3 separate regions of the Mus musculus genome follow, and all the other regions are linked to region 1. Evidence: chromatin loops called from intact Hi-C (ENCODE). Cell type or tissue: left cerebral cortex. All regions are shown on one strand.

The links. A loop is a pair of places that touch in the nucleus more often than their neighbours do. Peaks named below come from ENCODE experiments on the same cell type or tissue, not always from the same donor. Only the 100,000 strongest peaks of a DNase experiment are listed, where the experiment ranks them.
Region 2: it touches region 1 in a loop (4-fold over the local background); 2 of 42 quality-filtered maps call a loop at or near these places.
Region 3: a loop joins it to region 1, with 6 times the contacts of the local background. A loop is called at or near these places in 2 of 42 quality-filtered maps.

The regions. Positions count from the first base shown.
Region 1 is chr9:117,248,461-117,256,460 of GRCm38, reverse strand. It overlaps Rbms3 (RNA binding motif, single stranded interacting protein), which reads left to right and starts at 3,978. Exons shown (of 15, transcript NM_001172123.1): 1 at 3,978-4,734. The coding sequence starts at 4,660. Gm17396 (predicted gene, 17396) reads right to left here and starts at 3,928. Exons shown (of 2, transcript NR_166691.1): 1 at 3,623-3,928; 2 at 1,763-3,116. In left cerebral cortex, a CTCF peak has its summit at 4,272; DNase peaks (open chromatin) are centred at 3,872, 4,385, 4,582, 4,681 and 1 more place; H3K4me3 peaks cover 3,575 bases; H3K27ac peaks cover 952 bases.
Region 2 is chr9:118,460,463-118,468,462 of GRCm38, reverse strand. It overlaps Gm33408 (a long non-coding RNA gene), which reads left to right. Exons shown (of 5, transcript XR_871338.1): 2 at 5,259-5,367. It also overlaps the pseudogene Gm22479. Among named protein-coding and RNA genes, the nearest start is that of Eomes, 14 kb to the left of the region's middle. In left cerebral cortex, no CTCF peak of the experiment used is centred here; no DNase peak of the experiment used is centred here.
Region 3 is chr9:118,474,660-118,482,659 of GRCm38, reverse strand. It overlaps Eomes (eomesodermin), which reads right to left and starts at 4,471. Exons shown (of 6, transcript NM_010136.3): 1 at 3,114-4,471; 2 at 2,039-2,193; 3 at 1,274-1,395; 4 at 513-671; 5 at 366-427. The coding sequence starts at 4,000. It overlaps Gm33408 (a long non-coding RNA gene), which reads left to right and starts at 4,012. Exons shown (of 5, transcript XR_871338.1): 1 at 4,012-4,100. In left cerebral cortex, a CTCF peak has its summit at 3,403 (motif pointing right); DNase peaks (open chromatin) are centred at 4,721, 5,380, 5,517, 6,149 and 1 more place; H3K4me3 peaks cover 1,036 bases.

The DNA of each region.
Region 1 (8,000 bases):
GTTTTCACAATTCTTATAATGCACTTGGCATAACTTCTGAAAAGCCTTAAGTGCTCAATGGAGATTCTGAGGCGAATGGCCACAGATGCCCAGGAACATTCCAATAATCCCATGAAATAGAATAGCAGTTTGGAATGTAGCAATCTGTGTAGGAATTGTTGATAGCACCCATTCAGGCTGAGGATCTTACACAGAAGTGTGCTATTGCTCTGAGTGAGGAATTAATTTGTTTTAGACTTTTTGTTTGTAAATAAGACAGTGTTTCCTTCAGGGAATCTCCAGAGCCCGTCCTCTCAAGGTGAACACCAATGTCCTTGATCAGGACTGGTGAAGGGGCCTTGGAAGCTGCACTTCCCAGCGTGAAGGTGCCCAGTGGGTCACGTGGGATGGCAGTGCCCTAAAGCAGATGCCTGCCCCTCAGGTTGGAAGCTGTGGATGGAATCCCACTACAACACGCTCCACTAACAGCTTAGCAGTCCATATCAATCCCTTCCCAGGTATTTTCACTAAAGTGACTTCTCTCCTTGCTGCAACTAAAGAACGGACAGGAGCAACTCGAAGAAGGAAGAGTTTGTTCTGCTCACAGTTTGAGGCTCCAGGCTGTCGTGGTGTCTGAGAAGGTGGCTAGAAGTCACAGAGTGTCCGCAGTCAGGAAGCAGAGAGAGATGACCGCCGGTGTCCAGCTTACTTTCTCCTTTTTACTCACTCCAGGAGCCCAGCTAATGGCTTGGTGACACCCATATTGAGGTTGGGTCTTTCCACCTCAATTAACCTAACCTTGAGAAGCCCTCACAGACACGCCCAGGGGTTTATAGTCTCCTATGTGATTCTAGGTCCTGTCATGCTCTCACCATTGACCATCACATCAAACCCAGGGTGACTTAACTGGGGATTTCCCTCTCCAGCCCTGTCTTGGGGTCTTTGCCCCTTGATGGCTTCATGGCAGCCTCTGGGCTGTGGCAAAACACACTCTTGAGATATAGAAAATTTCCTATGTCTGCCATTTCCTCTGGTTGGCTTGCTTTCTCCCCACCCCCCAGGATTCAGGCTGGCATCTAATGGAATATGTATGACACGTTAACGGTATCCCCGAATTCTTCAGGTGTTTATCTTAACTGATCCTCATGAACTATAGGAAGTGGATAGGGACATTTGAAGAATGAAGAAACTGAGGCATATGGAGTCTGCAGAGGAGGTAGGCAGGAATGGAGTCACCCGTCAAGGCTTTGGACACTGAACACTCCAATAGCACCAAAACCCAAGACTTGGTCCATACTCAGCGTTGATCTCAAAGATCCTTTTAGGGGAGCAGTTTCTTAACAATGCTTTTTAAAGCCAAACCCCAGTGTCTATGCTTCCCCTTGCTTTAAGTCTCCTTGCTACACCTAGAAGCTCCTGGCCTTCGACCTCATGCATGTATTCTTCGGCATACACCCCTCCCTGGGATCTGTGCTGTCAAAGAAGAAGCAGTTTTTGACCTCTGTGTCTCTGTACACCCTGGACCAAGGTCAATGCCTAGGCAATGACAAAGAGTGAAATGGATGGGCTAGCTATATGGCTCAGCGGTTAAGGGTGCTTGTCACCATGACTAACTATCTGAGTTCAATCCCAGCAAAGGAACCTACACGTTAGAGCAGAGAAAAGCAACTCTCAAAGCTTGTGTCCTGACCTCTACACACAGATGTATGTGCAATATATGATAAATAAACATAAATTTCAAATGTTTTTAAAAGAATGAAATGGTCCAAAAGCCCACCATGAGTTGAGGGACAAATTGTTTATTATGTCCAGGATATTTTGTTCTCCAAGCATGTCAGAACACATGCTTTGTGTCTGGCCTTGCTAGTTCTTAAGGCTACAGAGGAGGCTATGGCCTGCTGTTCTGAGTTTAGAAGGTCGTGGGAGAAACCAACTTGGGGAAAACCAACTATACCTTGGGAAGTGAGGGTTTCAGGAAGACTGCTTCAGGGGGGCATGTTCATGCTGGCAGAGGATGCCTGGTGTGAGCTTGGCGATCACCAACATGACCTCTGCTCAGTGGCACTCAGAGCTGGACCATGAAGTGTGAAGAGTAGAATTTACAGTCTGATACCAAGCAGAAAGGAAGGAACAACGAGATTCCCAGATGCTTGACAAGTTCTCTAGAGAGGGAGATGTGGCCAGAAGACTTTGAGATTGGTGCCTGATTTCAGTTGCTGTCCTTCTCCATTTTATGGATGGAATAATTGAGGTCCATGAGTGAAGCTGTCTTGATATGTTTCCATCACAGGTGTCCCATACCCACTTTCCAACCCAAGTTCTGATTTTTGTCATCAAGAGATAGCTGTGTTGGTAGAGTGCTTGCCCATTGTGGGCAGGGTCCTAGGTTCCACAGCCAGTGCCCACAGGAACCTGGTTCATTCATTAATTTATGCCTTCAATACCAGTGCTGGGCGATGGAAGGCAGGAGAATCAGAAGCCAAAATCATTCCGTTTCACAGCAAGTTTTAAGAGCAGCTTGGGGTATCTGAGACCCTGTCTTTTAAAAAAGAGAAACACACACACACACACACACACACACACACACAGAGAGAGAGAGAGAGAGAGAGAGAGAGAGAGAGAGAGAGAGAGAATCGACATAAAACCCAATGTGATGTCTCCGTGTCCTTGTCTTTCTGCTGGTACCCAGACTTCAGAACTGAGCTTCCTGGAGCTAAGGAGCACAGGAGCCTAGGTTGTTACCCCATGAGTGGCAGGCGGGACTTAAAGCAGAGGTGGCATCCTGTGTATTGCAGTTTCAATTCTCCCTCCATGTGAGGAAACTGCCTTTGTACCTGGAGTCTTTTATCTGAAAGGACGGCTGGAGTGTTCGGCAGACTTGGGGGAGTGGAGAGGCACAGAGGCTGGCTGCCCACGCTCCGGGCATGCGTGAGCACTCCCAGCAAAACACAGCTGGCACAGCTAATTTTAGCCTCACCGCCGCCTTGCAGAGAAACCCTTTAAGGAGATCTATCTTCTCTGAAACAATCTGTATTATAATGTAGCAGCTGATCGACGTGTCGGAATATTATTACTGGTGGGGGGAAAAACTCTGACAAGTAATTATGAGTTTTTGTTCAATTTTTTTGTGTGCAATACTTACAGAGCCACGAAAGCATTAAGAAAGAGCAAGTAAGAGAAGGAGAGAGAGAGAGAGAGAGAGAGAGAGAGAGAGAGAGAGAGAGAGAGGTTATTTTATTCTCCAATAAGCGAATAAATGTAAAGATCACTTTGATTTCGTTTTTAAGAGATGGATAAAGCCACAACACAATTATTTGTGATAGTTAAGGCAACCCCCTTGTTGAGATGGGGCTTGGCTTCCCCACAGAGGTACCCAGCTGAGAATCCCCACTTTTTCTCCTCTCTTGAGCATCCCCCAAAACATTGGTTTCATCTTCAGGTCCTCGGTTCATCTGGCTTTTAATGTGTTAACAGATTTTGAAAAAGCCTTGAATACACTTTTCTCCCTACTTAACTAGAAAGGTTGGCATGTGTGTGTAAATACACACACACACACACACACACACACACACACACACTTCTCCTTCCCTCATGCTCCCCTCGCAGGGCAGGGTCTGTTTTGTTCATCAATGCCATGCCTCACCTCTGGGAACTTGGCGATTGAAGAGGAGAAGCAGCTTGGGAGCTTGGGAGCCCTGGTCGGAGCAGGGCAGGGAGGCTGGGCCATGCCCCACCCAGGCACTTCACAGAGAAGCTGGGGTTCGGTTCCACCCGCGGCTCGGCTGCAGACGCTGCTCACTGTGCTATTCCAGATAGCTAGCAGAGGGGTGGCAGCAGCCTCTTTCTTTCTTTTTCTTCTTCTTTTTCATCTTCTTTTTCCCCCCTTGGAGGAAATACTGCAGCCTTCTGGACTGCGTGCCCGGCTCCCTGGAGAGGCTCTCTCAGTTCCACCCACTGGCTGGAAGGAGGGGAAGTGAGTGAGAGGGGCAAGGCCAGCTGGAACACACCATGTCACTCTGGGAACCAGACAGCAGCAACTAAGCCTGCACGGGTTTCTTTTTCTTTTCTTTCTTTTTTCTTTTTTCTTTTTCTTTTTTTCCCGGTTTTTTTTCCTTTCCGTTCTTTTTCTTTTTGTCCGTTGTTTCTTTTCCTTTTTTCTTCTTTTTATTAAAATTTCCTTTTTCCGCGGTGGGAAAGAGACACGGGAGAGAACGAAAGCTGTACTGCAAGGATTCCGAGTTGTGCTAAAGGATCTATTTCTTTTTTTCTCCTCCTTCGCCTTTACAAGCGCCTGCGATTGACACCACTAGAGACAGGCTGGTCACAGAGCAAACTGCTTCATCCGGACTGGACCGGGCAGCTGGGAGGAACCAGGCAGGCAAGAACTGGGGAAGCAGTCTGGGGGTTTCCGCTACAGATCTCAACCCCCATCTGTTTTTGTTTTTGTTTTCTTTTTCTTTTTCTCTTTTCTTTTTGGTTCTTTTGTTTTGCTTTGCTTTGGTTTTTTGGGTTGTTTTAAATTCCTCACGGTGTTGGAACTAGTGAGGCTGGAGTCTGAGAAGCCTCAGCAGTCACGCAGACTGCCAGGGACAGTGGATTAAGAGAAAGAAGCTCGCTTGCCTGGGGCATCATACACCCTGTTATTCAGTTTCCTGCCTCGGAGATAAAGATCCCAGCTACATGGGCAAACGCCTGGATCAGCCACAAATGTACCCCCAGTACACGTACTACTGTCCTCAGTACCTCCAAACCAAGGTATGGCTGGACCCGCGGGCTTCAGAAGGCAGCGTGGTGCCTGGCGCTCCTCCGGAGCGTGGCAATCCGACCCTTCCCTCACCCTAGCCCCCATCCCCTCTGCCGACCTCTTTCAAATTACTAACAGTAGGAACGGAGTTAACAAGCCAGAGAAAGAAGGGAGAGGAAGCCCCGGAGTGTAGCTTTCTCTTTAAAGACAGGGGACTTTCAATGGAGTGTTCTTTTGTTATTTAGCTGCAGAAATGCCGGTGAGATGGTTGAAGTCTTTTGCAGGTGAGCAGGGATTTTTAGAAACGAGGTCCCAACAGACGTTCTCAGGGGGCGAGAATATTGTTTTAGGAGCTTTTCTAGCGAGCTGTTCTTTGTGTGTGAATCTCAAAGATTTGGGTACCCCCCTCCCTTTCCCCCTTCCTTACAGAAAACACTCTGGGGTGGGGGCCACTTAAACTTTTCATGGCCTAGTGAAAGAGGAAAGAGGAGCGCCAGGAGGCACCCACCAAAGTCTTTCAGAGTTTGTTGAGCATTTTTTTTTCTTTTTTCTTTTGGTTTGGACTGTATTTTATGTGAAGGTTGACTGAGATGCTTTGGGGGGCTAAAAGAACTAGAGGCTTAGCATCCATAGCTTTTACTTTTAGACTGGCCCCCACCCCCACCCTTCAGTTACCACTAGGAAGTCTGGGTCTGGGGGTGGGGGGAAGGCATGGGATGTAACTGATAATAATTGGACTTGAATTGGTTAAAGACTTTAGGCTTTGTGCGAGCATGTGCTTAAGTGATCATTAGGGGCCTGGAGGCAAGCCCACGAAACTGAGCAGGGGGCAGTGCCCACCCTGAACTTTTTATCCTGCAGTTAAGACATGAAAGATGTGAGGTGAGAGATCCATGCTCTAATTTGTCAATTCGATTGGGCTTGATTATTTTGGGGGGTGGGGGGTGGAGGGTACCATGCCGGATACTCTCTGATTTCGTAATGAATTAACCAGACCCCTCCATCTTCTTAGTAACTCCACATGTGAGAGCAAGCAGGGCACGGCTGAGCAGTGTACGCTGTCACTGGGTTCTCAGGGTTTGGCATAATCAGGGTTTGGTAATTCACGATAAGGTTACCTCCCATTTACTCTGTCTCATCAGACAATGCCCATTTGGACAACAGCCTCTCAGGATTGCATTAAAGGCTGGTGTTTCTTTTTCCATTTTTCCCCCTTTTCTGATTGCTCTACCCTATGCCCTACCCCTCCAAGGTCGACTCACTTTGCTTTCTGCCTTTGTGCCCACTTAGTTTGGGCAGCTGCTGCTTAAATAGACCAGCCCTCCTGCCTGGTGCCCTGAGTATTAACTCTTTGGGCAACTTGGTAGACAGCACTGGCTGCCTACTACTTTAAAGAAATGGTCAGGCGGGTTTAAAAAAGAAAAGCATACCCACGGTCCGTTTTCTCCGCAAAGAGACAAAAGCAATAAGCTCCAGGGTTGCCTGAAAAATATCAAACATTCCAAACCTTTTACTCATTTGGCTAAATTTTTCCAAATGTTTCCCCAAATCGTGCTTTGTGCTGGTTCTGGTTTTCTGGTGCCATTACAACCACAAGAGAAACTTTTGATTGAAGTTTGAGTGAAATAGTTGGGGTTTTTGTTTTGTTTTTCTCCTAGATTGCCTTTAATGTAGTATTACTAACGGAATAATGAATGCTGGGGAGAGTTAAAGATACAGGGTGCTGGGTGAGTGAGCCACTGTAGGAAAGGGAGGGATGAAGGGAAGGAGGGAGACAGGGAGGAAGAAAAAGACAGAGACAGAGACAGAGACAGAGACAGAGACAGAGACAGAGACAGAAATGGGAGTGAGGAAAGACTGCAGTAGTGATTTGACCTGTTTTGCCTGAAAGAAAACTGAGAGGTTTATCAAGTCTGTTTGGGGGCCTGTGCAGCGTTAGTGCCCCATGGACCCTGACAGCGGCTCTGGATCTTGTTACTTTGGAGCCAGCCAAAGCCATCAGTGTCTGCCACATTTTTAAGAAGTTAGCTCACTTAAGGCATCTTAAGCTGATATTTGGGTAATCAGATCAGGGCGAGGAGGGAATGGATGTGAAATCAGCTACTTGGTTTTTCATGGTAGCTCATCTTGATGGTTGCATCATAGAATATCAGTAGTTGTCATGGATTGTTTTGGTGCCTCTGGTATGACAGACATTAATGACATCCCAGGGAACTAGAGATGTGAAAGGTTGGATTCTGACGAAGTATCAGTGTGTTGTTCTTTCTGAGCATGTGGGGACTTTCTGTCAGACTTTATCACATGCAGGGAAGCCTGTTCCAGAGCATGGAGGGCAGCAGAATACAATTCCCACAGGACGTTTGCCCCTTCCCTACCTACCTATCTCAGAACGGCATTCATAACCAGTTACAAGGGAGGGTGTTAGCTTTACATTTATTTGGTGAGCTTCGATGAAATTCATGGAAGCCCACTGTTCCAGCACTGATGTCTAGTTGCCGCTTAAGTTGCTGTCACAGCCAATGGAAACCATGCCCACGTATAAGGAAAACTTATATTTGATAGAAATAGAATCCTATGGTTGATCAAAGTCACATCCCAGGGACATCAGACCTACAAGGGTTGTTTAAAGTCAAGTGTTTTTCCTTCCTAATATACAAGAGGTGTGGGTGGCTGGGCCAGGGGAGGTGGGATTTTCTTGGACTTTTTAAAGAATGAAAAACAGTGTTTAGCATCATTTTTAGAAAACCTAAAGCAAACATAAACAAACCCCTGGACTCCTACTTTGTACTTAAATAGTGAGATGCTGGACACAAGTTCTAACTGGTTGTGTGAAAACAACATGAATTTAGTACTCTAACAATCTAAAAATGAAGGCACAGGCCTTCCACTTCCTCAGATGTACGCTATAGTTCGGGGATGGTGATATTCGCCCGAGTTCTTTCTTCCTGTAACGTTCTGCTTTCTTTAATTAAACAAAACTAGAAATCAGCTGTTTCTGTTTCATCTCATTTTCCAGATGCTTAAAATGCTTTATAGGAGACAAAACGTACATGTAGCCTAAATAAGAGAGTAACTGTCACAAGGACTTAAGTGCACACAATGTCATGTATTTAAATGACATGGGCGCTTGGCCCTTGACTGTAGCTCTGGTGCTGGGTTATATTCATATATCTAAGTATTCTGGCTCTATGGTCTTTTGGATATATATGTATATGTATATATATATTTTATATATATAATTTTTTCTTGCTTGAAGACAATCTGAAGGAGGGGCATT
Region 2 (8,000 bases), 1.2 Mb before region 1:
AACGCTGGTAGAGGAGGAGCTATCTGCTAGACAGCACCCCCCACCCCCAAACTGCCCCAGCTCACATCAAAGCGGAGAGCCTGGAAGAGACCTTTAACAGTATTAACATCCCGCTGGGCTTGGCTGCTGGGGGTTGAAGTGGTGAGCCGGTCCTAGGAGAGGCCAGCAAATTTGTAAATCCCACCCCAAATCCTTTTGAGAGATGGAACACTCTATGCATTTTAACCTATGGAGTAGCGTATGTGCCGGCCATCGTGGGGTGCCAGAGTGCATACTGCATGGTAGCAAGGTCAGGCCCAGGTCCTGGGGGAAGCTGGTGGGAGTTACAAATAGTTTCAAGTCCACCGATGAGAGAACCGAAGAACATAGTCAAACAGGGTAATATTATTAATATAATATTATTAATATTAATATTAATATAGTAATATACAGGCTGTATATTATTAAAATAATCTGTAGTTATTAAAAGTCCCGGTGCTTGGGGACCACTCAAGAACAATTAAAACAGAATTTCTGTGGATGAGACCCAGGTACTTGGTTTTGCTTTTATTTTTTTAATAAAGATTATAACTTGCATTGGAGTTGAAGGTGGGTTAAGTTTATGGGTTTTATGGGGGAGGCCTGTCGGTAGAGTTGACCTGGGGAAGGGGAGGTAACTGCGGGAGAAAGCCTGAAAGAGTTCCTGGCCCAGCCTGCATTTGTTGGTAATCTAGTATTGACAAAAGAATGAGAAAGAGGGATTTTCTTATTTACTAATTTATTTTTATTTTTAAGACAAGGCCTCAGGTAGATCAGGCTGGCCTCCAGCTCATTATGCAGTCAAAGATGACCTTGGACGCCTGATCTTCCTCCCTCCACATTCAGAGTAACAAGATAAATAACACCTGTATAGAGCCACCCTATTGAAACGTCTTACTTCATGCCATTAGCATATGATAATAACAATGTCTAAGTTTGGATTTTCAACGAGTTTGTTTATAGCCACGGGAAAAGTATTATTCACTCCGATGTGAAGTGCTATTTTTATTATTATTTTATGTGTAGCACGAGTGCTTTGTCTTCATGTATGTCTGTGTATTATATCCTGTGGGTCACATCCCCTGAACTGGAGTCAGAGAGGCTTGTGAGCTGCCATGTGGGTGCTGGGAATTGAATGGCGTCCTCTGGAAGTGCAGCCAGCATGGTCTTCACCTCTGAGCCATCTCTCATATCATGTTTATAGTATTACTTCTCTCTTAGTCCTGGGGCAAAGGGATCCTCGTTTGCATTTCTGAACCTTCATGAGCATCCATCCTACTGAAGTTTATTGAGAGGTCCTTGGCTATAATACAGAGCTGCATTTTGTCGGGCATTGCAAACATCTCCTCTCACTTTATTATTTGTCTTTTGACTTAATGAAGCTTTGCACGGTGGCAGTATTGTAGCCAATGAGAGTTATCCAAGGTACAATTATTGCTAATTAAAATTTTGACATGTTGGAATTTAAGTTAATATTTATGTTTACAGATATGCGTTGTCTGTGTAATGGCATAATGAAAATGGGTAGTATTGTTAAAATATTTGATAACATTATACAAATCATTGTTGAAATCCTTTATAAAGAAATATTCAAGCTGAGCTTGGTGCAATGTGCCTGTCACCCAGCATGTGGAAGGCTGATGCGGGAGAATTGTAAGGGTGGGGTTAGCCTGGACTACAAAATACAAGTTTAAGACCAAGTCTGACTCCAAAAGAAGTCATCAAATTTCTCTTTTCTTACCAAAACAGTTAAGGAAGTAATGTTTCGTTTTTTGATCACTGGGAAGAAAATTAAACTTAGCGTCAAAAATCTGATTATTTCAAACAATAACCACTTAAAATTTATTAAAAAGATGTACTGCCCTCCCTTCCTTGTATGTAGTGCATGGGTATGTGTGTATTGTATGCCTCTCTGTGTGTGTGTGTGTGTGTATGATGCTTATGTATGTGTGTGCCTGTGTATGTGTGTGCAGAATCCAGAAGAAGACAATTTAACTCCCCAGCTGGTGGCTCTAAGAGGTGCCACCATTGGAATGTGGTTAGATTATGAGAGATGAGCCTTCATGAATGTGATAAATACTCCCAAAAAGGAGGTCCGAGGGAGTCTACTGGTCCCTACTACCACACTGAGAAGCAGGAAGACAGTATCCAAATCATCTAACAAGAACTAGCCTGTGCAAGATGTTGCATCTTCCAACACCTGAAGCTTAGACTTCTCAGGCTCTGGAACTGCCAGAAATAAACTTCTGATGTTTAAATGCCTCCCACCCCCAATCTGTGGCACGTTGTTATACCTGAGTGGACTAAGACACCAAAGATGAGACAGGTTGTAGAGTACAGAGGCCTAAAATATCTTCGTGGTTGGATCCAATTTAAATCTTATACAATGTGAGGAATGATCTAGAAGGTCAACGGGCTACACCCAAGAGAGACTGACTCAAGCAGCTTTTGACAGTCTGGTGGCAAAGGGAGCGAAGGCGCTTCCTAGTTTCATAGATGTAACATTGCCCCCATGGGGTCTCTGAACACACTGTGACAAGTCTGGAGGGCATGACCTGCTCTCCCCATTGACTCAGTCCAGTGACATCAGAGAACAGTGACAGGCAGGCGAGGATTATTGTCTCTGTCACCATACTCTTCCTCTCCCTGTTGCGTTGGCCCCTTAAAGGGATGGAGAAGAGACTTGAACAGGCTCAGGACTTCTCAGCTTTCTGGCTCTGAGAGAGCATCCTCTAGCATCCAGGGAGGGCTTCCTTTTCTTTCTGTAATTGTGTTTGTCTTTCCAGAGATGAGGTATGGCTATGCTGCCCAGACTCGCTTTGAACCCATATGCTGAAACAGTTCTCTAGCCTCTGCTTCTAGAGTTAAGAAGGGATAATTCTAACTTACAATGGCATTCTGAGCTGTCATGATTACATTTAATTGTGAATTATGAAGCTTGACTATGTTTTCTAATTTTAAATTTATGCAACCCATCATCTATCTGCATATTTCTCTATCTCATTATCTTCCTATTATCTATCTTCTATCTGTCATATCTATCTATCTATCATCTATCTATTGTCTATCAACCTATCATCTATCTTCTATCAATCAATCTTCTATCAATCAATTGACCTTTTATCAATCTATCATCTATCTATCTTCTATCAATTTATCTATCATCAATCTATCTTCCATCTATCTGTCAATCTACTATCTATTTTCTATCTAGTATTATCAATCTAATCTATCAATACATAGCCATCACCTATCTACTATCTATCAATCTATCAATCAATCAATCTATCTATCTATCTATCTATCTATCTATCTATCATCTACCTTCAATCTATCATCTATTTATCTATCTATCTATCATCTATCTCTATCTATCTATCTGTCTGTCTGTCTGTCTGTCTATCATCAACCTAATCTATCTATTAATACATATCTTTCATCTATCTATCTATCTATCTATCTATCTATCTATCTATCAATCATCTATCAATCCATTGTCTCTCTATCATCTAGTATCAGTTTTCCTATCATCTACCTGCCTACCTATCTATCCTCAGAGTTATGAGAACTAACATGAGCTGACTATTTTCATCCAGGGCAGAGATAAATTGCACAATGAGTACATTTCAGTGACAGACTTGGAGACCTAAGTAAAGGCGTTTTCTGACCAGAGACCGTATGTTCCCCCAGAGCCTCTCACTATTTAGGCTTTTAAACCACAATCAGTTAGAATTGTGTAGTTTACAGCTAAAACATGCTGATGTGTTAATTTTCCCAGAGATTTTGCTTAATAAAGCTAATTAGACGTCTTATGATAATCTATAGTACTAGTTTCACTTCTTGACATTTAACATTGACATTTCCTAATGGCTGAGTCGCGTATCAATGGAACAGAAATAGTCATTTGTCAAAGCATTTTAATTTTAGTAACTAGCAGGAAAGGACTAAGATACATGAGAAGATACGAAATATTTTAACGTCACTAAGAAATAAGAAGGAAGGCAGTGTGGAGTTGCCTCTGCCTTACCTAAGAGGGCTATACACAGAATGAGTGATTATTCACATTTACACGACATGTTTTAGCTTGTTGTCATTCCCAGTTTTGAAGGGTTTATCATTGACAGATGGTAGCTAATGCAGCCTTCTCCCCCTGCCTATTGAGAAGAGGAAACCTTTGCCAAGACTTTACAATGTAAAAACCATTCCTGGTTCCTAAAGGGCAGAAATGAATCACTTTCTTTTTGGAACAAGTTGAGGATGCCCCAGAAATACCAACAACATTGTCTATGTGCCAGGGTGCTAGCATTCAAAGATGAGTGTGTGTGCATGTCTGTGTGTGTGTATATGTGTGTGTGTGTGTGTGTGTGTGTGTATGTATATAATGTGTGTGGGATGGTGGGTGGAGAGAGAAAGAGAGAGAGAGAGAGAGAGAGAGAGAAATAGAATATTTTCTTGTTTGTCACCATGAAAGGGAGCGCTGCTTGGCTACCTGTGCCTTACAGCAGGAGGCAACCCTCCTCATGTCTTCCCACCAGAGTCAAGGACATTGAAAGCCTCTCTTTGGAACAAATTTTACAACATGACCCTGTTACTGCTCTTAGTAGAAGAAGTGGTCATTTAGTTTATGGTGAAAGACCAAAACAGTTCAGTTTGTTCTTTTTTAATTTATTAATGCATTTTGTTATTTTATAATTTCATACATGTACATTGTCTATTTTGGTCCCTCTCCCTTCCCTCTGATGCCCCCCCCAATAGCCTCTCCCCTTTATTTCCCCACACAGACCTCTAACAGCCTCTCTCCCTATAATGTTTCCCCTGTTTAGCTTAAGCTTATATTTTGGTTTTCCTTTGAAAGAAAGAAGGAAAGAAAGAAAGAAAGAAAGAAAGAAAGAAAGAAAGAAAGAAAGAAAGAAAGAAAGTATCACCTTCAGATTTTTTTTTCTTGTGGCAACACATTTCAGTTTGGTATTAGACATTTATTTATTTTGAAAATGATTATTTTTTGAGATCATGTCTTACTCTGTATTATTATTATTATTATCACTATTACTATTATACTTTGAGATAGGGGCTCACTACATAGTATTGGCTGGCTTGGAACTTTCCATGAAGACCAGACTGGCCTCTAACCCACAGAGGTCCACTTGCTTCTGCCTCCTGAGGGCTGGGATTGAAGGTGTGCACCACCACGCCTGGAGAGATTTTTACTCTTTTTTTCCTCTATTTCCTTTTTGAGGCAGGGTTTCGAATATCCCGGGCTGGCCTTGAACTACGAAGCTGAGGAGGCCCTTGAGCTCCTTCTCCTCTCATTCTCCCCCTGCATCGACTTCCTCAGCGTTGGGACTACAGGTACTATGTCTTCAGATTTTTTTTTTTTCTAATTCATGTAGGGTTGCCTTTTCCATAAGCATATGTGACATATGCTTTATATCTACAACTAAATTCTAAGCTGTATCCCTGTCTTAATTTGTTTTCAGTTGCTGTGATAAATACCATGCCTGAAAGCAACTTGGGAAGGAAAGGGTTAATGTCACCTTACCGTTTATAGTCTCCCATCAAGGGAGGGCGGGGCAGGAACTCAAGGCAGGAAGGTGGAGGCAGGAACTGAAGCAGTGGCCATGGTAGGGTGCTGCCTTCTGGCTCCCTCCTCATGGTTTGCTCAGTTTGATTTCTTACACTACCCAGGACCACCTGCTCATGGGTAGCACCATCCACAGTGAACTGGATCCCTCCACATCAATCATTAATTAAGATGACAATTTCTCCGCACACCGATCTGATGGAGGCGTTTTCTGAACTGAGGCTCCTGGAGATGACTCAAGATTGTGCCAGGTTGACAAAAACAACTGAGGGGTGCAAACCCATAACCTAGAACCATTCCATCTCTGCATACAGGGAAACTCTGTGAACACTAATCATGAGAGTCATGTATTTCTTAGAAATTAGTCCTAATAAGAAAGTAGGTTATTAATCAAATAGGATAATGGAAAAGTCCATAAGATAGTCATGAATCATTCTCTCCCCACAATCATTCTTAAGGTACTCCCCATTTTAGCATCTCAGTCTTGCCTCATTTCCTCCTCCTCCTCCTCCTCCTCCTCCTCCTCCTCCTCCTTTGACCCCTAACAATGCTATGGATTGAACCAAGGGCTTCATGCACGCTAAGCAAGAGCTCTACCACTGAGCTATTAGCCCTCCACAGCGGTGCCAGAGCTGCAAACCTGACTCAACATCTCCCTGGTCCTTTTAAAAAGTAGCACCTGTAATTAAAAACCCTAATTGGACCAGTGCAAGGCTCTGTGCTGAGAATACCCATGACAACACGAAGCGGGGCCCTCGTGCTTTTGAACACACATTGTCAAAGAGCTCTGTAGCCAGCCCGGCTTCCCTAAGAGTTTTCTTCTGTTCATCTGCTAGTCTCGGGAAATTCACCATGGACCCAGCAGAAAGGGAGAATGGGGAAGAGCAGAAGGCTCACATTTGTGCCTTAAGTAAATCCTTTCTAAATCATCAAGAGACTGTGGGACTGGCCACAGAGAGATTTCATCAGGGTTTTTATACAACTAAAATCAATCCATCCACTTTATCTGCTTTGAACAAACTGGGGCTGCAGCAAGAAATGTCACTAGGAGTTAGAGCTGCATGGAAACCTTCAAGGTGTCAACTGACCACATTCGTAGGTGTAGAAATGGTACATGGGCACACCACAGACTCACAGTGATTTACTTTTTTAAAATCGGCAACAAATGGACTTAAGAATCTACAAGGGAATAAAAATATCATGAGAGCCAAGCTGAGTTGAAGCAGGGTAACTCAAAAATCAATATGTTGCTTTTAAACTCTTAAAGGGAGACCCAGGAGGGCTGCACTCATTTTGTCCTCCCGAGCGACACTCCTCAGAGGATGGGGGGGAAAGTGGTAAGTGCGTCCCAGACTTCAGCCTGGACGGTTGCTACCAACAAGCCACTTGTTAGAATTCTCAGCTTCAGTTTCCTGGCGAGTAACTTTTTAATTGTTCTGTTATCTGATGCTGGTTTTAAAAGAATGTCACAATGTGCATTCTATAGGTGAGAGTTTGCATGTCCACTTGGTGGCTAAGGGGATGGAATAAAGGGAAGAGTCCTCTTCTTAGATGCACTCGGCAATCAGGGCACTAAAAATGGCACCCGTTGCAGCTCAGCTGAGCTTTGGGGAGGGTTAGGGATTAGAACCTGCTGATATGAACTCAAACTCTCTTACGTCCTTCGTACCTTGGGAAGGAGAGACATAATGCGTAATCCTGTAAAGTATTCTCCTGGTGTCTTCAATAGATGCAAATGGTAAACTGAGGAGTGTCGCGCCCACCTAGTCCAGCAAGGAAGACACAACACGGTTGGATTCTTCTCAACAGCTTTATTACAGGAACGCCTCGATGCTGCAGGGACCCCGGGCACCCAGGGAGGACTGCTTATATACACCCCAGCACTGGGGAGGGCTATGTGTCCTCCTGGGATTGGTCGGCCTGTCGACACTTCATTAGCATGCACCCACTCGGGAGGGGTTGGCGCCAAGTACGCAGGCGCAGTAAGGTTGTTTATGGCCATGGTTTAACCAAAACCTGGCGCCATATTTTAGGCTTCGGCTGCCTACAGAGAAGGGCAAGTGATTGGGACTTTCTTTCTTTCTTTCTTTCTTTCTTTCTTTCTTTCTTTCTTTCTTTCTTTCTTTCTTTCTTTCTTCCTTCCTTCCTTCCTTCCTTCCTTCCTTCCTTCCTTTCTTTCTTTAATTATTTTTATTTTATATTTTATTTTTTTGGTTTTTTGAGACAGGGTTTCTCTGTATAGCCCTGGCTGTCCTGGAACTCACTCTGTAGACCAGGCTGGCCTCAAACTCAGAAATCCGCCTGTCTCTGCCTCCCAAGTGATGGGATTAAAGGAGTGCACCACCACCGCCCAGTTGGGGCTTTCTTTAAGGAGGAAGCTGTGGAAGGTTTTCCCCCAATG
Region 3 (8,000 bases), 1.2 Mb before region 1:
TTCAATCTCCAGCATGTGTGTGTGTTTCAGAAAATTAAGCAGAAAAACAGGTAAGAAAAAAAAAATCCCAAATATAAAATGTCATACTAAATATGTCCTCAGGGAGATGATGACTCATTTCCTGTTAAAGGTGACCCAGCAAATGGGCTCGAAGATGAAACTCCATTGACCAAATGATTGTCTAGCTCACACAAAGCCTGGGTGTGGCAGCCCATGCTGGTGAGCTCGGGGCTAGGGGGACTGAGGCAGAAAGATCCTAAATTCAAGGTCACGTCAACTTCACAGCAAGTTGCAGGCAGCCTGGAGTCTTTTACTCTTGTCTCTTAGAGGGAGATGACCCGTGCTCGAAGAAAAGCAGTACTTACGAATCGTAGTTGTCCCGGAAGCCTTTGGCGAAGGGGTTATGGTCGATCTTTAGCTGGGTGATCTAGATAGGGGAGAAGAATAGTAACTGAGTGCTTTATCTCAATAGACCTAACTTGAGAGGCTCCTGTGGCTCACGGGGCACTCACATCCGTGTTTTGGTAGGCCGTCACAGCGATGAACTGTGTCTCTGAGAAGGTGAAGGTCTGAGTCTTGGAAGGTTCATTCAAGTCCTCCACACCGTCCTCTGTCACTTCCACGATGTGCAGCCTCGGTTGGTATTTGTGCAGAGACTGCAACACTATCATCTGGGGATAGAGAAAAGAGAGACTTTCATAGGTCTCAAAAGTAGATTTTTAACAGACTGTACATTTTGAGACAGGACTTCTGTTTGCTCCCTACTACAGCTTTCTTTTTTGTTTTTGAGGGGGATTTTCTTTGTTTATTTGGTTTTATTAAAGATTCTGTTTTAAGATTTAAGATCCTCGGGATTAACAATTTCGACTTAAAGTCCTAACTCTGATTCTGGAATGTCAGAGCACATCTGTAACCGCAGCATCTGAGACTGAGAAGTAAGAGGGTCAGCAGTTCAAGGCCAGCCCGAGCTAGGTATACAAGACCCACTCCCCAAGATAAGAAACAAACAAACAAACAAACAAACAACAACCAAAACAAAAACAGAGTGTCTGTGTATTTGATAGATACTCTTTCCTTTTGGCTCCCCAAGTCCCCCCCTAAAATTTGATGTTTCTATGCATAGTAGTAAGAAAGTACAAATGACACAGGTAAATACATAAATTTAAAATTGAGCAAAGTCACAACTGTAAATACTTAGCTAAGCACAGTGACAAAAGGATGAGCTGTCCAAGAGACCCCGACCAGAAGACACAGGCTTTTCCAGTCTCCCTACCTGTGTGTTGTTGTTGTTTGCACCTTTGTTATTGGTGAGTTTTAACTTCCCAAAGGAAATCTCCTGCCTCATCCAGTGGGAGCCAGTGTTAGGAGATTCTGGGTGAACGTACATCTTATTGCCTAAGAGGAAAAGGAAAGGAAACATAAGCAAATGAAAGGAGACAGCCTTCACCCAGGCAGGTTGGAGAGGATGTCTGTTAGCTAGGCTTGGGTTTGCTGTAGCAACCTCCTCCTGGGAGGTCAGTCGACTGAAATCAGTGGATCCCAGCGGGACTCCAGTCACTCCCCCGGGCCAGGGTGCATCCAGCCTTCCTTAATCATGGTATTCCAATCACCAGCCTCTCCAAACTTAAAAAACAGAGTTGAGAGGAGAGAGGATGGTTCTTGATTGTTGGTCTGAGACCTTAAGCTGGAGGGGAAGTGCCTCATCGAGTCCTTAACTTTTATAGATTAAGTTAAAGGTGGCCTGGGCTTTCTCAAGAGAATTCTAAAATGCCAGGATCATTTACCAGGAACTTTCCCCAAACCCAGAACTTCACTTGGCTATTCATTTCTCAAACATAGCCCTCATAGGGTCAAGGTCAAGGTTTGATATATAATGAGAAACAAGAAAAAGGACGGAGTAAATTTCTCCCCAGCAGCAGAAGGCAGCACATGCTAACATCCCCATGCCCCAGGTTGGGGTGACATGCTTGATTTAAATGTGGCCGGTCCAACACTGAGGCTCCGACCTCTTCCCGGTCCAGGCCCCCTCTCTCCTCACCCTGCATGTTATTGTCCGCTTTGCCGCAGGTCACCCACTTGCCCCCCTGGAAGCGCCAGTGGTTAGGGTCGGCCAGAACCACTTCCACGAAAACATTGTAGTGGGCGGTGGGGTTGAGTCCGTTTATGTTGAAGCTCAAGAAAGGAAACATGCGCCTGTGCAAAGAACAGAACCAGAGGAAATTATTTAAGTAGCGGCTCTGGTCCCTCCCGGACACATGGGGGGTCTGCAATAAACAGCAAACAAACAAAAATGGCTACTACGGCCTGAAACTAAGAAAATGGTTTTAAATTGACATATTTATTTGGAACAGCCTCCAAATCAGTATTTTCCCTAATTCGCGTGCTTCTTTTCTGAGACATCCATCTATTTTCAGGTATCTACTAGGTTTCTTTCTGAAATGTCTAAAATTATTTTTAAAGACATAGGTGACTGAGAACATTAGGCCGGAGCGCGCCTTCTTGCACTCTCTCTCTCTCTCTCTCTCTCTCTCTCTCTCAACGAGCCCTCTTTGGGTCCCTGTCTCCCAATATCCACTCCTCACTTCCTCAAGAAGTAGCTGATGACAATTTGAAGGTGTGCCTGAACTTTCTGGTCCCTTCCCCGCAAGCAGAGCCCCCTCCCCCAAACATCTGGCTCCAAAAACTGTCTACCTAGTCACCAGCTCAAACCGACTTCTTTCTGCTCTTCTTACAGAAGAGCCCCACCAAACCAAGGAGCTTTAAAAAGCTTCTTTTCAAACACTTGTGCGCAGGCCGCAGCCAGCTCCAGCTAGCCCTCTTTCGCTATGCAGCCCACAAATCGCCTGCTGCAAACCCAGGAGCCAGCGGGTCACGTAGATCTGCCCTCAAGGGTTCATTCCCAAATTTCCATCTCCGCCTCCTCCTCCTCCCAGTCAATCCCGGTGAAGGTGACTAGAGAGGAGAGTAACGTGGGCTCGGAGCCCAAGCTACAGGTGTGCCTTAGGAAGTAAGGGACACGACTTTGGAGATATGATGTACCACTTAAACACCCTAAGCAGAGCCCGCAGTGTGCGGACAACCAGGCGCCTGGGGTCCCTCCACCCTGCACTCACCTGCCCTGTTTGGTGATGATCATCTCAGTTTGGTGCCGGTGGAATTTGAGCCATAGGGGCCGGTTGCACAGGTAGACGTGGGCGCGGAAGCCGGAGCCAGGCACCCCTAGGCCCCCCAATCCTCCACAAGACCCGGCCGCTGAGGTTCCGGCGTATGGCCCGTAGAGCGGAGAACCCTGGCCGTAGGGATAGGCGCCAGGACCGCCGGCACCACCGCCGCTGCTACCAGCGCCGCTCCCCGAACCCGCAGCGGGGCCGAACTGCGCCCTCGCGGGCGGGCACACGGCGGCGGGGAATCCACCGGGGGGCAGCATGGAGCCGTAGGGGTAGCGCGCGCCATTGGACGCGGGGTACACGGGTCCGTGGGCTGCTCCGGCCGCCGCCGGGTACTGGAAGAGCGAGCAGGGCGCGGCGAGCTCGGAGCCCTGCGGTCCCGGCGACGGGAGGTAGTAGCGCTCGGAGCTCAGGCTGTCCATGGAGTAGCGCGCGGTGGCCGCGGCGGTGGCGGCGGAGGGCAGCTCCTCCTCCGCGCACGGGGAGCCCTTGCGGCCGTCCGGGGGCCCGGGCTTGGCCACCGCCGAGGTGCTCCCGAAGGTGTCCCCAGCGTCCGCGTCACTGAGCATGGCCGCGGGGGCCCCCGCGCCGGCGCCTGCGGGTTCTGCGCTCCCCGCCTGGCACGGGAGACTGCCCGGAAACTTCTTGGACGCTTTGTCTAAGTCCAGCCTCTGGGGCGAGGGGGCAGCACCGGGGAGGAGGCTGACGCTCCCTCCGCCTCCCCCTCCTCCTCCGCCTCCTCCTCCTCCTCCTCCGCGAGCACTCTCCAGCGAGTAGAAGTGCGCGCCGGGCAGGTTCACCGAGCTCACCAGGAGCTGCTCTCCCAACTGCATGCTTTAGCGAATCGCAGACGGCAACCGGCTGCCTCCTCGCCTCCCGCGGCCTGGTTATAAAGGCCAGTTGGGGGAGCCAGCGCCCTCTTCCGAGGGGAAGGTAATGTCCCCTTCCTCCCTCGCCTAGGCTACCCACCTGCGGACCTGCGGGGCGGCTTCAGCGCGCGCCCAATTTAGCGTCCTTCCCTCAAGGGAACAAACTCGGGATTGTAGGTGCCCCTTTCCTTCCGCAAGAAAACAAACCCCGGGTTGTAGGTGTCTCTCTCCTTCCTTCCTTCCTTCCTTCCTTCCTTCCTTCCTTCCTTCCTTCCTTCCTTCCTTCTTTTCTTCCTTCCCTCCTTGTCTAACCTCTCAGGACCCCTACACTCACACTAAGGAAGAAGAGGACTTAGCTCTGAGTTCCCATTTAGCAACCAGCCATTTCCTCTCGGCTGGCTCTGCTAAACTCTAGGCATACTTGACCGCTTGGAAACTTGTGAGCGGTGGTTGGCTGCTTATATATGTGCGGCCAGGGAGGGGCTTCGCAGCCCCATGGCTAGGGGACTTTGCTATTGGCTGTTAGAGGTGACACTAATTCAATTAAGTATTTATTAATTGGATCGGGTCGCCTGCGAGTTTCATTTTCTCTTAGCTTATTTGGCTGTTATTGCTGGTTTGGTGTTTCTTTAAGCGTCTTTGGGAGAACTATATCCCACTGAGAATCAATCCTGGTGTACCCGGTGGCTCTATGGCGCCGGAGAAACGGGTTTGAAGTCTGCGAACATGGTCTACCCACGGCATAGGAATCATTCCTGAGTTCGGGTCTAGTTTGGCAGGTCCCAGAGGCCCGTGAAGGCGTCTTTACAAGCTCCCTGCTCGCAGGAAGGCTCAGGTCCCCGGGGGTGCAAATCTAGGGGAGGGCTGGAGAGCGACCCGAAGTCTCTGCGCACACCCTCCTTCTGACTTCCTGGCCTTCAGCACACAGGAACCGCTTTTTGTCCTGTCCCATCTTTTAGCGTAAAGACTTGGTGGAGAGAAACCTCGCGTTCAGTTTTTGGGATTCCAGAGATGGCAAAAGGATTCCGCGTCTGAATCAGAGACTCCAGCTTCTAGCTTCTGAAGTGGGCTTCTGAAGACCCAACATGAGCCTGACCGGACGAACCAAACACTCAGTATTACAACCGCGCTAAAACACCGGCTTCCCCGAGGCCGTCACTTTCATTACTCAGAATTCCCTCTGCTCGGTTTTTTCTAAACACTGGATGTTTCCTACCTCCCCCAGCCCCCGCTTTCGCCAACATCTTTGGTGGGGACTGACACTAAGACACAAAGGTTCCCTAGCAGCTGTGCAGTTAAGATTCCCTGCGCCTCTCTGCGGCACAATACAGAAGGCAGAATAATTAGTGAAATAATCAGTTTGATATTGAATTAAGCTCCTTTGCTCCAGCTGCCTGTTTTTCCCCCCTGCGTTTCCGCAAACAGTCAAGGACGGGGCCGTCATATTTTATTGTTTTATTATTACAGAAGGGGGAACACGTTTCGTTGACGATGAGAAGCCTGTACATTCTCCTCTAATAAGCAATTACGGACGCCTGCAGTAGTCGCTCCAGGAGCGCATTTTCCGGTCGAGATGTAGGGACTCTGCTTCCCCCAACCCAATGCGATCACACGGGAAACTTTTGCCGAGAACAGATGAGGTGGCCGCGGGATCTGCTAAGCGCTCAGACGCCAGCAGCAGATCCGCGCGAAGCTTTCCAACCTGGGTCCAAACCCCGCGAATCACGAACGTGGGCACGCCCGTGTTAGGGAGTGGAGCGATCCTTCATGGACTTGGATGCTGTGTGGGGTTTTGATAGAATAGCGTAGTGGGTCTTGGGCGCTCGCAAAGCTTTTCAAGTGTTTTGGAACAACAACCTTGTCAATTTTGGCTCAGAGAACTCGGGCTGACATCCTGCGCGATCAGTCCAGAGATCCCAGCTCCGATTTGGTCTCGGGCTCCGTCCCGCATGTTTTTGTTTTGTTTTGATGCAGCGAAGCCTTTGGGATTAATTTTTATTCCCCTCAAAGGGTGCGAGATATTGAACGTGAGGATTCCACAAGGGGGATGCGAGTTCCAAGAAAAGGGCCTCACTGCGCTGGGGACTCAACCTGGAGTCTTCGTTAGCCTGGCCCTGAGCTGCAGGATGTCTGAGGGAGATGTAGGTGTGAGACTGAATCTCACGTTATCTGCAGATGGGGTGACTGAAGTTATATGTCAGTTTTGTATTATAACACAGCCAGAAGTAAGGTCCCTTCAAAATACTTTGAAGAGACCGGGGAAACGCTGGCGTGGCACAGTGCCACACAGGCAACGGGCACCGTTCAGACCCACTCTGGCGCAAGTAACTCAGACCAGCTGTCTCCCTAACCACATCAGAATCGGGTTCATTCTATCCTACCCCTAGAGCAAGCTCATGAAGGAAGGCGCATAGGTTCGTTTCTAGTGCCATCAAATTATTAACTCGGTGTAATTCAATCTGTGTAACTAGAATTTGAACGGATTCCTGGAACCCCACCTCAGTAAATACACTTTCATCCGATTTCTGACACATTTTACAGAAATAAAGATAAATCCAAAAAGAATCAAAAACAAGAGCGCTAGGAAAGTCTTTTGGGACCTGGGATTTTTGAGATATGGGAAGTTTATTAGGGTTAACATTAGTGTTGTTAGGACGCATTAGTGTAACTGTCAGATCGTGAAGACTTTCCCTTTAAAATGGTGAAAAGCACCGTTTCAACTAAACATATTTTTCCTAGCTTCATAGAGACAAAAAAATCAAATATTTTATGTTAATTAACTTACATTTTATTACTGATACTTCTGGACTACATTAGTCCCAAGTTCTGGAACACGGTGGAGGACAAATCTATGATTTTCTACTTGGGATGGGCTTTTTTTTTTTTTCCTGGCTCATTAATACTTATAGAGAAAGAGAGATAAAAATCAATGTTTTCTGGTGTCTCAGGCACACTTTAAAATCCAAGACCTCTTTTCCAGAAGTAAGAAGAGAAAACAAAGCGAGGGCACATGTCAGGCAGCACCTCCTGTAGCCTGGGTGCACAAACAGCAGGACCTTCCATGCTGTATGCTGTTTGATTTCAATTACACCCCAAGCTTCATGAAATCCAAGCGAGACATTTATTGAAAGGTGCCTGGTTTTCCGTGGCTTAACGGACAGTGATACATTGAACAAAAACATCAACAGTGGGGAGGAGATCCCTGGCAGTACCAGACCCCAGCTGTGGCTGGGTTAATTCAAATAGCTCTTTGCAGCCTGAGATGGGGCAAGCAGGAACCTCTGGAAGCTGAAGGAAGCCAAGGCCAAGTCTAGGTGTGAGCATATTAAAGACCTTGCACTTGTTCCAAACAATACCAACTTTGTACCACCAGATCACATCTTGGTGATGATACCATCTTGGCCTGTGGTCTCTTGTCTTTTCTTCTTATAGGTAACCCATAGCAATGCTTGAATTTGTTAAAAGTAAAACTAAGAGGCTTTGGGGACCACAGCAATATCATGTGTAACATACACACACACTCACTCACACACACACACACACACACGCGCGCGCGCGCGCACGTGCACGTGGCATAAATAAATTTCAAAGGAGAATTATAGATCAGTGCAATGATATATAGGTTAGAGCCCATCCACTCCCCATCCCCCAGACAACCAAGGGGGCCCATATAAATGCCCCAATAAATTCTATTATTTTCACCCTCACTAAAAATGTGTTATCAAAACATGGTCCATGTTATTCAAACACTTTGTAAATTCTGAACAGGCTTGCTGCATGCTCTCCTTTTAACCCTAGGAAAACATTCCAACATTAACGGGTCACCAGCACTTTGCCTGGACTCTGGAAAAATGTCAATGGGTTTTTTGTGGCAAGTTGGTCCTTTTACTATTTATCTATGGCCCTCTCTTTGTTGATGTTACATTTTATTTCACCATCTCAGGTTCACTGTTTGGCCCTTTGT